Linked DNA regions of Homo sapiens: region 1 is linked to region 2. Evidence: chromatin loops called from intact Hi-C (ENCODE). Cell type or tissue: PC-3. All regions are shown on one strand.

Region 1 (8,000 bases), 83 kb before region 2:
CCGCAGATGTTTTTGATATTTACCCACTAGCCCCACTGGGACAATGATTGTTAAAATTCAAAGTTGCACATATTCTATTGTAATTCATTGGTGTAAAAGGATTAAAATGTTCAAAATGTTTCAGGTGGCTTTCAAAGTTATCCCCTGAAGTGTGAACTCGTTACCAAGGAAACACATTGCAAATGTTAGTAAATCTTTCACTGACTTGCTTTTTACACGTCCCCATGGTTGGCGTGTATGCTGAGCCCATTTAGCACAGTGCTGCTGGCAGCTTCCATTCCTGTTATGTTTATAAATACATCCGAGCCTCACAAAAAAACTAGGCAGAATTGCTTGGAGAAAATTCTTCTGGTTTTCTTTGGAGTGAGAGAGCAAAAAATCAGAGGATCACATTGATTCGAAATGGCTTCGCCAGGTTAAAAAATCTGGCGTGATAGAGTTGGAGGGAATTTGGGGGAACACCAAACAGTAAAACAAACTCAGCAATTGTCATGACAATAATATTTAGACTAAATCATAATACATCATCTGGATTGATAATAATATTTAGACTAAATCATAATAAATCATCTGGATAATTGCAAATTTGAGTGGTGATAATTTTGGGAACATGTGATTAACGTATTAGAGATCAGAGTAAAAATTTGCCTTGTAATAATAACACTTTCTGGGACAAATAAAAGACCATTTTGTATTTTTAAATAATCTTTTTAACCACATGAAATGTACTATAAAAAAATTGTGGTTATATTGTCATTCAGATTCTTTTTTACTCTCAACTTTCCGACTTCAAGGCATGTGTAAGTCCATAAATTCTCAATGTGAGAGGTGTGGTGCACTGCAATGCATTATTGTATCTGTTTTGAAAGGTAATATAACTCCCTGTAATGTGGAAGGACACAGGCACAAGACAAATAAGCCATAAATAGAATTGATACTTATATCCAGTCAGAATAGTTATATTTAATTTTCTTAAGAAAATGATTAAATAATCTAGGCTACAGTCACCCTGACAATCCATTGTATGTCTCAATTTCCACTATAACCAACATTTGATAACTGGCTATATTTCATTGATTCATTTATTAGACGACCACATACTACTGATTACTTACTAGACAAGTGCTTGAGGTTTCAAAAATAAATAATAAATGGTCCTTACTCTAGGGATTGCAGTTTTAGTGGTGGCATGTATATACAGCAATTACAGTCATGTGGTATTAGAGACATGAATTAGAATGTGTGTAAGTCTTCTGTTGATCTTGATCCTCATTACTAAACTTTAACTCACCCCATTAATGGAAAGACTGTAAAAACTATCCATCTTGTTGTATGAGGAACAGCTTACTCATGGTTTCAAGCATGGAGTCACATTCACTATGACTGGGTAAAGGTCTCGGTGACTAAATCAGGTTAATACTAGGCGAGAGGCTATGACTTCCAGCATTTCTAAGAAAGGAAAATGCATACCATTTTGGCCTCAAGCACTCTGTTTTTTGTTTTTGTTTTTGTTTATTCCTCACTAGAGATGACTATAGAAAACTAACATGACTTCTAGGTAACTGGACTACTATGAATCCACCCCCAAGGTTTAGAATGCTTTTCAATGCCCCGATTGTGTAATTTAATGTGGTATTGTTCTTCCCCTCACAGGTGTCCCTCTGGCTCTACTGAACATACTGAGCAGGGACCTTGAACCTAATTAATCTCCTAAATTTTAAAACCTGTGATGACCTAGGGCAAGCATAAATTTGGAAGAAGCAAAGACAATATATTTATCTTGAAATATTTCAATTAAACTTCTGACTTGTTGACTTTATTGTAAGAGTTTGTTTTTATTTATTTATTTTTTTGAGACAGAGTCTCACTTCATCTCCCAGGCTGGAGTGTGGTGGTGCAATCTTGGCTCACTGCAACCTCCGCCTCCTGGGTTCAAGGGTTCAAGTGATTCTTGTGCCTCAGGCTCCCAAGTAGCTGGGACTACAGGACTGTGCCACCACACCCAGCTAATTTTTGTATTTTTTGTAGAGACAAGGTTTCACCATGTTGGCCAGGCTGGTCTTGAGCTTCTGACCTCAAGTGGTCCACCCGCTTCTGCCTCTCAAAGTGCTGGGATTACAGGTGTGAGTCACTGTGCCTGGTCTATTGCAATAGTTTCTAACTTGTCAGAAAGAGTGACACAAAAATTATTTTATTCATTGAAAACCCTTCTGATTGTTTCAACCATGACTATCATTTGATTTATGTGTTTGTTTTTCAGGTTTTGAAAATGACTGCCAAAAAGTTTATAAGCTGCAACATTTTAAGTAAATTTTATTATTAATGAATACACAGAAATTGAAAGTAAACTCATGGCTTCAACCTTTATACCAAACCTCCAGTAAGCAATAAAAATATCATAAATTTATTAAACAATAAACATGTACTTAGGAAAAAACAAAGGAGAATAATGAAGAACAAAGAGGCACCCAAATTAACTTTTTAAAAATTGTTACGTATTTATTTATGTATTATATTTATTTAATTAGAGACGGGGTTTTGCCATGTTGCCCAAGGTGCTCTTGAACTCCAGGGCTCACTCCATCCGCCTGCCTCAGCCTTTCTAAGTGTTAAGATTACAGGCGTGAGCCACTGTGCTGGCCAAATTAACTTTTAAAGGTTAGCCTAGTTCAAATAATTTCATGTTCCCTTTCTTTTTCCAAAATGTGCTTTTCTGTATTACAATTCTAGAAGATTAGCATGGTTTTTAGGGATGCCAATTCCTATGTTTTTAGATTATTCTGAAATTGGAGGGTCATATTATTTATATTTTGTATTCCTAAATTATAATTTTACCATGTGCCTAAGATGTTGATTTACAGTATATTTTATTTTTCTTCAGAAAGACATAAAGGAGAGATGAATCAAGGAATCTTATCCAAATGCTTTTCAAAATTAGTTTCATGCATGAGATAAAAGTTTTTAATGTCTAATTGAAATATTTATATTTTCACTATTAAGTAGAAATTGATATTAAGAATGAAATTTAGCCATATGTTGAAAGCCAGAAAGTAACAGTCAAAGAACACACCTAAATTAACAAATATTTGCTTTGTGGTTTAAACATTGCAATTAAGACACTATTGTTACTTTGAAGGTATAGATTTTAAGTCACACGTTGAAATAAGGCAAAGAACATGACATATAATTGTAACTAAAACGTGGCCATCTTGACAACATATTTTGATATTCCATAGATTCTATCTCTTATATATGTGATACCATGGTGCTAAATCTTTATACTATTAATGGCTGGTTAACTCAATCAAATAAACCAGTTGTTTTAGTATTTTAAGGTAGAGGTTTCTTATATGCTATAATAATGGAGAACTAAGCGAGAATTCTCTTTGTCTCTTCATCTTCTTTTTGCATGTAAAGTTGTGTCTACATTTAGCATATCCAACATTTTGGCATTCAGTCAACTGTGTGGAAGAGTACATTGACTTCAAATGAAGCACAGAGAAGTGGAACAGGAACTTCATGTTAGGGATCTAAATGCTAATGAGACCCTTGCACATGCTTTCTTGACTTCGAAATTAATATACATACTCATCAGTACCCTGTCTTTCTATTTCTTAAATTAGCTCAAGAGAGCAGCATGGTTTCCAGCGATGGTTAAACATTTCCACCAAGAAGCCTTAGTGAAATTGGAAAGTAATTGGAAGACAAAACAGGTATCTATGGCATATTCTCTTCTGTAACACTGAATTTTTTTTCTGTTTCTGTTTCAGATTTTATACTCATTCTAATTTTACATTTTTAGTATGTATTTCTTTCAAACTTTATAGTAAAATTGTCTCCACAGGAAGATATTAGCATTTATCTCACAGTTGCTAAACCCTCTTACTACAATTTGAAGATCAAGAACAGAGACTGATGGAGAGTATAGTTCTGGCTTCAACAGTGACTAGCATCAGTAGCCTCGAACAAAATTGCCTTATATCCTTAGGCTCCATTTCATTGCTTGTAAATAAGGGTTTTGAGAAAGTTCTGCCACAAAACTGTTTAATGAAGCTGTTAAAGTATAAGGTTTATATTGACTTGTTGTATTAAAAAGATTTAAAACACCCTTTTATGCCAAAATCTTGCCCCCAATCATTAATGAAATTAGCCTCATGGTTTTTTTTGAATGACATCTACAATTCCGAAACCAATGAGAGGGAGCCCTCTTGTGGTTTAGGCATAGAGTGGCTTATGTTCTAGCTGCATTTATAAGATACAAGAATGTATAATCTTTGAAAAATGTAACAACCTTAGATACCTACTGAATATGATCTAAAATTTATAGGAAATTTAAAAATTACAATTTTGGATATGTATACTTGTTCTTTAAATAATTCAGGGGAGTTTTTGAAACTAAAAGTATGCAGCACATAGTATGTTGCTGTCTGTAATTATATTCTTATTTAGTAAAAACCTTTCAGTATATACTTGGTTAGTAGTTATAATGATCAGTAAAGACACCAAAGTGGTTCAGGTCACCTCACTTAGGAAGTAGAGGACAAAATAATGACATTAAAATAGATAACTGCACATTAAATACCTTTTATACTCTTTAACTGTATTTCTGAGTGATAAGCATCAAACATTTTGATCACTTAGGGATTTACCATGCTTATAACAGCAGGTGAACTTGCTATATTTTGTTGCTTAAGAATACAATATATAACACATATTAAAAGGTAAAAAATTAAGTAAAAAATTTATGAAGCTAAGGTTAATTATTATTAAAGAAATTTCAAAAATTAAACTTACTGTAGCCTAAGTGTACAGCCTTTAAAAACTCTACAGTAGTGTGGCTGGGCATGGTGGCTCATGCCTGTAATCCTAGCATGTTAGGAGGCCAAAGCAGATGGATCACCTGAGGTCAGGAGTTCAAGACCAGCCTGCCCAATGTGGTGAAATCCCATCTCTACTAAAAAATACAAAAGTTAGCTGGGCATGGTCGTGGGCGCCTGTAATCTCAGGTACTCAGGAGGCTGAGGCAAGGAGAATTGCTTGAACCCGGGAGGCAGAGGTTGCAGTGATCTGAGATCACGCCACTGTACTCTAGCCTGGGCTACAAAGCGAGACTCCATCTCAAAAAAAAAAAAAAAAAAAAAAAGGTCAACAGTAGTGTAATAATATCCTAGGACTTCATACTCACTCACCACTTACTCAGGGCAACTTCCAGTCTGCAGGCTCCTTTCAAGTTAAATGCCCTATATAGGTGTACTGCATTTTACCTTTTATTCTATATTTTTATTGTACCTTTTCTATGCTTACATATGTTTAGAAACACAAATACTTACCATCGTATTACAGTTGTCTGCACTATTCAGTATAGTAACATGCTGTACAGGTTTGTAGCCTAGAAGCAACAGACTATCCCATATACTCTAGCCTAGATGTAGTGGTCTATCCCATGTAGGTATATAGAAATACACCCTATGGTGTTTACACAATGACAAATCATCTAATGACACATTTCTTAGAACATATTCCTGTCATTAAGCAACTCATGACTTATACTAGCACATTAATATTACTTTTTAAAGTTTCTTTTCAGAAATGAAATTATATTATCCATTAGGTGAATAAGGCATATGAACATAATTTCCCTAGTTGTATATTTGGTGACTTGAAATTTCATCTTTTTTCATTTACCCCAGCATTTTCATTAATGTTCACAGATAATATAAAAAGATATTTCAAATATAACCAATTCGCAACAGTAAATGGATTCTAATATATTTGATTTAAAGTAAATTGCAAATAACATAACATGTTCATTTGTTTCTCATATTCTTTTTCATTCAAGAAGGAAAAAACACAAATTAATCACCTAAGTTGGAAGGATATTTCAATCCACTATATGCAATGCATCAATATAAGTTCCATCACTTTAGAAAAGACTGATTCTTGCTTAGAGATTATTGATTACCCAGGAGAATTACTAACCTAAAGTGAAAATAAAAGAAAACTCTTGTCTATGACACACGGTTCCTGCAGATTATTTCCTGTTTTGCTTTGCTCCTGAAAGTGGAGGAAGCTTTTCTGTTTGTTACCCATTGAAGTTTTCATGGCCTAATAATGTGGCGACTCAAAAAATTTGCTGATGATAAAGAGGAGAACAAAGGAAGCACCCAGCTTCAATTCTGGTATTTATCAAATAAAATGTGATAGAGTAAAGCAGTGTTTCTTAGAAAGGATCTAATAATTTATTATCAATCTTCTTTAACTTTCTGGCAATTAAAAATAAATTTGTGCTTTTGGATTTTCTATTATCTGTCAAATAATTTGGCAATTTTAATAAATTTATTGTTTTTGATTTATATTTCATTCCAATTTTCTTTGATTAGCCACTTAGGAAATTCAATGTTATACCTGTAAGCTTGATCTTCCACAGAATAAGTATTTCAAACAAGGTCAATCTGTAGGAATTTGCTTTTTGGGGAGGGAGAAGTCATTTAAATAAGACTCTATAAACATACTTATTTCTGTAACAGATCATTTAGAAGAGTTATTTTTTTCCCCCAGAAAGAAAAGGAACCTGACATCAAAATAGAGATTTTGTAACGGCTTAAGAACAGAGACCAGTTTGGAAGATCAAGAGCCATTAGGTTACAGAACTGTGAGTGAATGTCACATGCATTTTAACTAGTATTCCTTCATTGTTTGAAGAACAAGTGTTCAGACAATTCATTCCTCATGTCACAGAATGGGCTATAGATGATGATAGGATTCTCTCCTGGACCACGCTCTGGTCATACTCCTCTGAGATCCCTTTTTGATTAGGCCCCAACTTGGGTTCTGTTCTTGGCCTAGTTAGTTCAATTAGGCAAGAATTCTGCTGGTTCAGTTTAACGAAAATCCCTTATCTTTGATATCTAATCAAATTTCTTATCCCCCCCACATTCAGTATCTTATCACCCTGGCTGCATTCAGCAAGAATTTTGCTAAGTCAGTTTAGCCAGAATCCCTTCGAGGTTTCCTCTCTAGTAATTTTCCACCCACTGACCATCACTTATCCAAAATCCCCACTTATCCTGGTATTCAGAATGCAGCCCCGTTCTATACTGAGGTCTCTCTGTCCCCAGTGCAATAGTTCCTGAATAAAATTTGCCTTCACTGCTTTAACTTATGTCCAGCTCTGCTTTTCTTTCACAGTGCCAGCTTCTGTTCACAACCCAGCTTCCAGTTAACAGTTTGCCCAAGTGAATTTTTAAATACTGTCAGAGCAGTACAATGTTGGATAAAGAGCATCAACAGAGATAACCTGATAAGACAACACATGGGGTCAAATATACAAATATAAAGAAACATAAAAACAAACTAAATATTTATAGTATAGTTCAGTAAATATGGTCTAATTCAATTTAGGATTCCAATGAATGCGTATTTAAAAATGCAAATTACACAAAATTACAAAGAAGGAATATATTTAGAAAATCAGTTTATCAAGGCAGAAAGCAACTGTCAGCAAGAGTATATTGAAATAAACTATGTAAAGAAAAATAACCAATGTAGTGATATGGAAAATGATGAATATCATGAGAGTAATGAAAGTATTTTAAACCATAGTAGTATAAATTGACTTAATTAATCACAGTTTACCAATAAGCTTCTTTCCATTCTTAGTGTGGTCACATTACATTTATTCCTATACATTTTGTTTAGGGATCCATTACCTATAGATATCGCTAACACTTGTACTTACAGATGACCTGGACTGATTCTATGGCAGTATTTCAGTACAGAGTTTTTGCTGATGTCATGATATGAACCACATAAGCAATTAGTGAAGGCCAGCTTACTGAAGAAAATCATCATGCTGATTTAGCAAGGAATTTTCAATCTAAGTTTTTTTCCTGAACTTTGTGCCAGTCAATATATAAAAGTGTCAAACACTATTACATATAAATTATAGGTACTTTAAAAATGATAGACTAATTATCACACACCAAATAGTAATATTTTCT
Region 2 (8,000 bases):
TTTCTAATTTTATTGCATTTTAGTTAGAAATCACATTTTATAACATGTTGATTCATAAGAGGTTACTGAAACTTCCTTGGTGGTGTATAACATAAATAAATGTTTCCATATGCTGAAAACAAAATTTAACAAAGAATAAAAATTCTCTCTCTCTATGATTTGTTTTGTTCAAATATACTGTGCTTGTACAATCCAGTAAATTGTTGATTTATCTGTTTTTTATGCAGTTCATCCTGCTTTTGCTTATTATATTTAGAAGTTATATGGTTACATACTTAGATTTTCCTAATTATATATATATATATATTTTTTTTTTTTTTAGAGAGAGTCTCACTCTGTCGCCCATGCTGAGTGCAGTGGCACCATCTTGGCTCACTGCAACCCCCACCTCCCGGGTTCAAGCGATTCTCCAGCCTCAGCCACCCGAGCAGCTGGGACTACAGGCAAGTGCCACCACGCCTGGCTAATTTTTGTATTTTTAGTAGAGATGGGGTTTCACTATATTGGCTAGGCTGGTCTCAAACACCTGACCTCAAGTGATCCACCTGCCTCAGCCTCCTAAAATGCTGGGATTAAAGGCGTGAGCCACGGCATATTGATTTTTTACCAGCATGCCACTCAAGTGTTTGTGCCTCATAATTTTTTTCTGCCATTAATTTTTTTCTGGTTAAAATTATTCTGGACTTTTTCAAGGTACATTTCTCAGATATACATTTTTTCATTTTTCTTTACCAAATTTTTTTGTGTGGTATTCTTAGAAAGTGTCTAGTTGTCAACATATTGTTGGGTCTTAATATTTGTTAACATCTAGTTTGAGAATCTCTTTTTTTCTACATGAATTTAACCCTTTTATTCTATTTTTATTCTTTGATATTATCCTTAACTCATACTTTTTTTTTCTCATCAATTTCTAATGCAAGTCTTCTCTTACCCTGGATTTTCCTTGCATAAGCCTCTTCCCCAATAATTTCTTTTCCTCTAACTAGGAATTTTGTATCATCCATGGTTTCAATTATAAGTCATAAATGTACACTTTTGAGGGCATAGGATCATTGATAGTTTAGACAAAGTAGTCTTTTCTAAGTTAGTTATTCATTGTTAATTTTGTTCTTCTCTTATTCACTTTCTCCTTTGTTTTAACAGTATACCATTAAGATTTGCTTATCATCTTTAATTGAATTATTATATTGGCATAAATATAATTTTTATCATTATATTTCAGGTAGCCTCTGAAATTCTTGAAACAGAGACTTTTTTGCTTTATTTATTGTTATACCACCCAACATAATATGTGGAATATATTAGGTATTTGATAAATATTTTTCAATTGATGCCTAAATGAAAGAATATTTCTCAGGCCACTTGGAACAGTTTTGACCATTGACATATATTTATTGAACTTTTACTGAATTTAAGGAAGTTGTACCATTGCAAGCCATTAAAGTGTTTGCTTTTAAATTATGTTTCCTTTTTGCCTACTTCCCACGTCTTAATATTATTGAACATTTTCTTTTCTTCCTTTCTGCAGTCAGATTTCATTCAAAAGTGGACCCTGGGATTCTGACAGCTCTTGCTTTCCAGTAGGTTAAACTCTTTTTGCCTACTTTCCAGTGGGTTCCACCGATTTACAATCTTTTATCTTGTCATTTTAAACCACTATTTAAGGAGAAAAGAAAAAAATAGATACAAATTGTTCTTAAAACATGCATATATACACACATATATATGTAGATTTGTATGTATGAGTATATATATACACACACATATATGCATATATATACACACATATGTATATATACACAGAAATGTAGGCATTTCTTAATATATGTATATATTATATAGTATATTACATGTGAGTGTGTGTATGTATATGTAATTGTCCTAAAAAAGTTTTAAGAAAAAAACGCCTTGAAGAACTTGACTTCAGAAGCTTCTACTTTGACTGACATTAGCATCTGCCACAGAGGTTTAATAAACAAAGTCTCTATGGTTAGCTAAATTAAAATTAATTCCTAATAAGAGAGCAGGAAGTGCTTAATGACTGAAATATTAAAGAACCCCTTGAACAATCCACTCATATTTCTTATAGAGGAATTAAGAAACAAAGGGGAAAGAAAAGAGGCTCTCTTTTCTCATGTTGAGAAATGTTCTGAGAAAGGCAGACACATGGGAGGTCTTACTATGTCAGCTTTTGTGTCCTGCAAAATAGCCCCAGTAAGCTTTCCTTATTCAAAACATAAGCCCAGTGATCTAACCAACCCTCAGGCACTGTACTTTTTCTCATCTTTCTTTAATAACTAACATTCTTGGAATAAACGATTTCACTTGCTGCTCCCACTTCCTCATCACTCACCTAAAAACAAAAAACCTTTTTAGATTCCAGCTTTGACCATCATTATTCTAATCACATTTGTCTTCGTTAACAATAACAATTGCTTTTTTCAAGTACCTTACAAAACTTTCTTTGCAGCATTTGATTTTGTTACACAGAACTCCTTCACAGTCCTTTCTCTTTCGAGGTTGAATCGTGTTGATTTTAATTTGCCATCTTTGCCTTTGTCTGGAATTTTTTCCAACAACTTCTAAATGTAGGCATTTCTTAAGCGTCTGTTCTTGTTTGTGTTTTATTTCCTCTCTACATTCGCCTCTTCAGCTATTTCATCTGATTCTTGAACCACTCTGTATATGGCTTTTAATAGTTGATCTTCACTTTTCACTCCCTCTTTGGCTTTAGACCTAAATTTCCCAGACCTCAAACATATTAAGATGGATTTTATCAATTGTCCCATCAACATTTGCTTCTCATCCCCTGTTCCCTTTCTTCATCAATGCTTCTAATCTGATCCGTTTATCTAAGCTATTTCTCTCTGACACACAGGCATTCAGTGACTTCACAACCACTGCGAATCAGCCTCTCCTGTTTCTACCTTCCACATAATTGCTCTTTGTCCTACTTTCTGTTCTTTTTCTGGAAAATTATGAAAACTTCTTAAACAATCTTGGTTCATTTAACTAAAATAATCTTTAAGAGGTACAGCAAGGACCAAACAATTTTCTTGCCCCTTATATGTTGAACCATTTTAGGGTGCCACTTAGAGGGTCCCGCACATTTTAAACTCTTTGCCCTAAATGTACTTAATTTTTCAACCAAGATATACAATCAGCCTGTCCTCAAATTGCCCTTCTTCAATTTCAAAATCAGGTCTGCTGCTTCTCCCCATGTAGATTGATTGCTAAGTAGCCCCCCAAATTTTAATTTATTTTATTTCCTCTCATTTACGTTAGTACTTTATCCATATGTATGCTAATTATTTAAGAACTACTTATAAAAGTAATCAATTTAAATTTTCCAAGGAGGAGTTATCAGAGAAATTGATATTTCCACTTCTTAAGAAAAACCAAACAGGAGAGGGAGGGGTATAGTCACGTTGCCCCACAAAGTTGGTCTGCCATCTAGTGACAGCTCCATCACACTACAAGCCTTGTCTTTGACACCTGGAGTCTGAGGCTCGGCCTTCAAATTTTCCTCAAGGAATGTGTCAAACAGTCCTTTTATTCCCCCTCGGATAACATACTGTCATAAGGTAAAATATTGCATATTGCTTAATTTTTATATGAGATTAAACACTGTAAACAATTAATTTAGGACTAATTATATAGATCAGAGAAAGGGTAGGATGTGAAATGTTCATCTGTGTTAACGTTGATCAGTGAGGCATATGGGTCTACTTTGAAAGAAGAAATGTAGAGGAATACCTGAAAGCTTGAATAAATCTGTGAGAAAGTGTGAGACATTTTTTCTTCTGAGCTAACATACATAACATACCCAGCAGAGTGATATTAAAATAATAAACATTGCTTATCTGAAGCAGCATAGGTTTGGAGGCAGTTTGTCACTGTCACCTTTGTGAGTTGGAGCCGAATACTCAACCATTCAACATGACCACTTTCACATTTGAAAACGTAGGGATAACAATATCTTTGTTGTCAGTATAAGAAAAAATATATATAGACACTTCGTTGAGAAGAGGCTCCCAATAAATAAGTGATAGTTTGTTTTTAATGATTACCATCCTTTTCACTTCTGATGATGTGTATGGAAACACATATCTAAATATCAAGCTTTGAAAATCTGTTATTTTTAGATCCTCAATTTGTTTCTTTCTCATAGTGTGGAGTGCATGTGTTGATAGGTATCATTATTTTCAGTACCTGGTGAAAGGTTACATGCCTATTCAGTAAATATGTGACCAAAATGATTACAAAATAAATTATCCATATTAGGCATTAAAAGCTTGTATCTACTATAATGTAAAAGTATTTTAAAAAGTAAGTGGTTCATACTTACAGCTTTCCAGTTGCATTATACATGTTTGTACATCCATGGGAAAATTCTTGAGATCCATTGGACAGGAAAGTGTTAATGTTAATCTGAAAGTCAAAGTAATTATTTTTAAAGGAAATTTATGACATTATATTAATATTCTATTGTACAGGAGAAACAATGTTGCTTTGCTGGTGACTAACTCAGATTTAAGTAAAAATTTCTCCAGCTTATGTATCCTACTTACTATAAAATAGCTATGCCCTTATATACAAATCTGGCTTTGGTGGGCTGGGGGTTGGATAATTGCATATCTTAGGCTGGTGCTAAAGTAATCGTGGGTTTTGCCATTAAAAGTGCTGGCAAAACAGCAATTACTTTTGCACTAACCTAAATATAAGCATCCCGTCATATTTATATATCTATATGTTTATTTATTCAATTAGAAAGGGCTGTGGATGTCTAGAAAATGTCTGTATTCCAAGACGACATCCTCAAAAGAGAAATTCAAGAGTGGATCCTATAAAATTAATGCCAAACGTCAAAAGGTATCTTTCCTTGCAAATCACATGCTATATTCCAGAGGCATTAGAGTTCTAAACGTGGAAAAGCAGGGTGGAGAGGAGCAATCATATGTAACGTTCAGTCATCATTCTAACGACCCTGATGTTGTCAGTGAACATTCAGCAGTGTATTTAGTAAAGTGAATCTGGAGGACTTGAAAAGTTCGGCCTCATGTTCCCCGGTGTGGGATAAGGGAATCATCAGGGTCAGGAAATAGCCCTCTAGAATATTCATGATCTGATTCTATGCTCATCAAACAAACTTCTGATTTGGCTTCACACAAAGGATAACCTAGATGCTGTATACCAGTATTCCGCTCATTGGAAAGGCTCTCCTCCAACTTCCAGAGAGAATTAGTATGTTGACATTCCAGAAAATTCATCACCTTTGAATACTTTTTGCTGGAAAAGCATTCTACCCAGATCTCTTCAGGGTAGTTTTTCTGGTTCCTACACCTGAGGAAGAGATGGTGAGATCCACTCAAGTTTATTCAAATGAAGTTCTTTTCTGAGAACTCTTTAGCAAGCCTCTTGCACTGAGAATATTCCCATTGAAATTCAGTGTCTTCATGAGCACCCTAGGTGGATTAGTTTACTTAAACTTCGTGACCCTAGGCAGATTACTTCAAATCCCCTATATTGCAGTTTTCTCATCTTTAAAATGAAGATAACAATAGTACCTACTCCAGAGAGTTGCTATGAGCAGTACATGCGTTAACACACATAAGTGCTTAGACAAGTGCTTAAGCCATAGCAAACACTCAACAAACAGTGGTTGTTAGTGATTATTAGTATATTCAGCCACTCCTAGACTCCTTCATTTACTCATCTGCCAAATTCTATAGTGTGGGCACAAAGATGACTAAATTAAATTACATATTAAGAACTATTTAGCCAGGCGTGGTGTCTTACGCCTGTAATTCCAGCGCTTTGGGAGGCTAAGAAGAGAGGATCGCTTGAGCCCAGTAGTTTGTGATCATCCTGGGCAACATAAAAATACTCTATCTCTACAAATATATATATATATATATTTTAAATTAGCCAGGTATGGCTTGTGCACCTGTAATCCTGGCTACTCAGGAAGCTGAGGTGAGAGTATGGCTTGAGCCCAGGAGGTCGAGACTGCAGTGAGCTAGGCTCACACTGCTGAACTATAGCCTGGGTGACAGAGCAAGATCTTGTCTCTTAAAAAAAAAAAAAAGAAAGGAAGGCATGCAGGAAGGAAGGGAGGGAGGGAGGGAGAGAGAGAGAGAGAAAGAGAGAGAAAGAAAGAAAAAGAAAGAAGGAAAGAAAGAAGAAACAAAGAAACAAAGAAAGGAGGGAGGAAAGAAAGAAGGAAAGGAAGGAAGGAAAAAGAAAGAAGAAAGGAATAAAAAAGAACTATTTAAGCTTTAACAAAAAATAGTCTGCAGCTCTACTAAATATAACCACATTCGTCAAGCTGACATTTTTATGTAGACCATAGACATAAAGTTAGAATGATGTATAGTCTACAGAGAGTATGCTTGGTGAGTTAGGTCCAATTAACATAATTTGGGACACATAAATGGAGAGACAGTGAAGCTGCTGAATTTTAAGAGTCTTAGGAGGATAATCTGGTAATTCATTCGAGTCAGAGTCCATAACACACTAGAATAATTCATGGAGTTCAACATTCAAAAGGAATTTTTCTCCTGGCTCAGCTAGGTTAAGTATGATTGTGTAATTTTACAAAGTTCTCTCTTAAAAAGGCAATTTTAAAATTAGGTAGACACAATGTTTTTTGCCTTGTGAAAGGGCTTATTAGAAGTGTATGCACACATATATTTTGAATGTACACACATTAATTTTCCAAATATCCAAGGCTCTCAGACAGCCAGTTTCAAATGTTGACTTGCAGAATTAATTCTGTGACCTTTTGTTTGGAAGTAAATAGCATTCTCAGAATCTTTTCCATGCTCTCACCATGCATGTGATGTCAAATTCATATCCTGGCTATTTTTCTGGCATAAAAAAAGAGACATTACATAATTCTAAAAAAATAGCACTTGAAAGGAATTATTTGGCAAAGAAAAACACAGTTTGTAGGACTTCGGTCATAAATCATATCCTGAAAAAATCTATTCATCGACTTTTCTTTCTTTTTGTTTAAGGTACAATACAATTGCTCCTTTCACAGCATACTGAAAAATACGTGTCAACTTGGTGGGTTTGATACTGAATTTCTTTGTCAAAACACTACATATAAATTAAAGACATGTCTTGACCACATCAAAAGAAAATTAAATCAAGAGGCAATTAATCACATTCTACTGTTTTGGAAATAAATGTTTACTTGTGTAAGAGAGACACTAAGTTCTCTTTCTGAGACAAGATACATAAACAGGATATGGCGTTTCTTCTTTTCCTTTAAGAAGTCTTGGGAAAGACTTTTAACATTAGTACTTAGTGAAACAGTAATGTTTAAAAAGCTGATAATAATTTGTGACAAACAATTGACCTCATTAAAATTCAATTATTGACCACTTTTGTACAAGCATTGTTTCATGTGTCTATCTCAACCACTAGTTGAATTAAAAAATGTTTGCTGACTCTATTATAGACTTTGTATATAAATGAGTATTTTTATTAGATCCTAATATTTCTCTATTTGGTGTCTTAAAAACAATGGCTTCAATTAGCAATTTAATCAGTTTTAATCTATATTATCTGTAATATCATATTAGCTAACACATCTATTAGACAATGTTTACTGTGCAGTAGGCAGTATTTTAAACACTTTGTGTATGTTAACTCATTTACTCCGTACTACAAATTTACAAGAATAGGTAAATGATATCACCCTGTTTTAGAGATGAGGAAACTTAGAGGTTAAGTAACTCACCTGACATTACACAGCAAAAATTGCTACAGCTGAATTTGCAGCCCTGGGGTTCTAGTTCTAGATTTCGTGCTTTTTTTTTTTTTTTTTTTTTTTGAGACGGAGTCTCGCTGTCGCCCAGGCTGGAGTGCAGTGGCGCAATCTCGGCTCACTGCAGGCTCCGCCCCCTGGGGTTCACCCCATTCTCCTGCCTCAGCCTCCCGAGTAGCTGGGACTACAGGCGCCCGCCACCTCGCCCGGCTAATTTTTTGTA

What was found. Hi-C counts contacts between places; a loop is a spot of excess contacts. Peaks named below come from ENCODE experiments on the same cell type or tissue, not always from the same donor. Only the 100,000 strongest peaks of a DNase experiment are listed, where the experiment ranks them.
Region 1: it touches region 2 in a loop (4-fold over the local background); 11 of 110 quality-filtered maps call a loop at or near these places.

What each region holds. Positions count from the first base shown.
Region 1 is chr4:174,628,153-174,636,152 of GRCh38, forward strand. LOC105377551 (a long non-coding RNA gene) reads left to right here. Exons shown (of 4, transcript XR_939494.3): 2 at 2,261-2,380; 3 at 3,624-3,713; 4 at 6,559-7,149. Among named protein-coding and RNA genes, the nearest start is that of HPGD, 110 kb to the left of the region's middle. In PC-3, a CTCF peak has its summit at 4,211 (motif pointing left); a DNase peak (open chromatin) is centred at 1,289; H3K27ac peaks cover 3,701 bases.
Region 2 is chr4:174,711,140-174,719,139 of GRCh38, forward strand. It overlaps GLRA3 (glycine receptor alpha 3), which reads right to left. Exons shown (of 10, transcript NM_006529.4): 5 at 4,349-4,431. Among named protein-coding and RNA genes, the nearest start is that of GLRA3, 110 kb to the right of the region's middle. In PC-3, a CTCF peak has its summit at 3,464 (motif pointing left); a DNase peak (open chromatin) is centred at 3,462.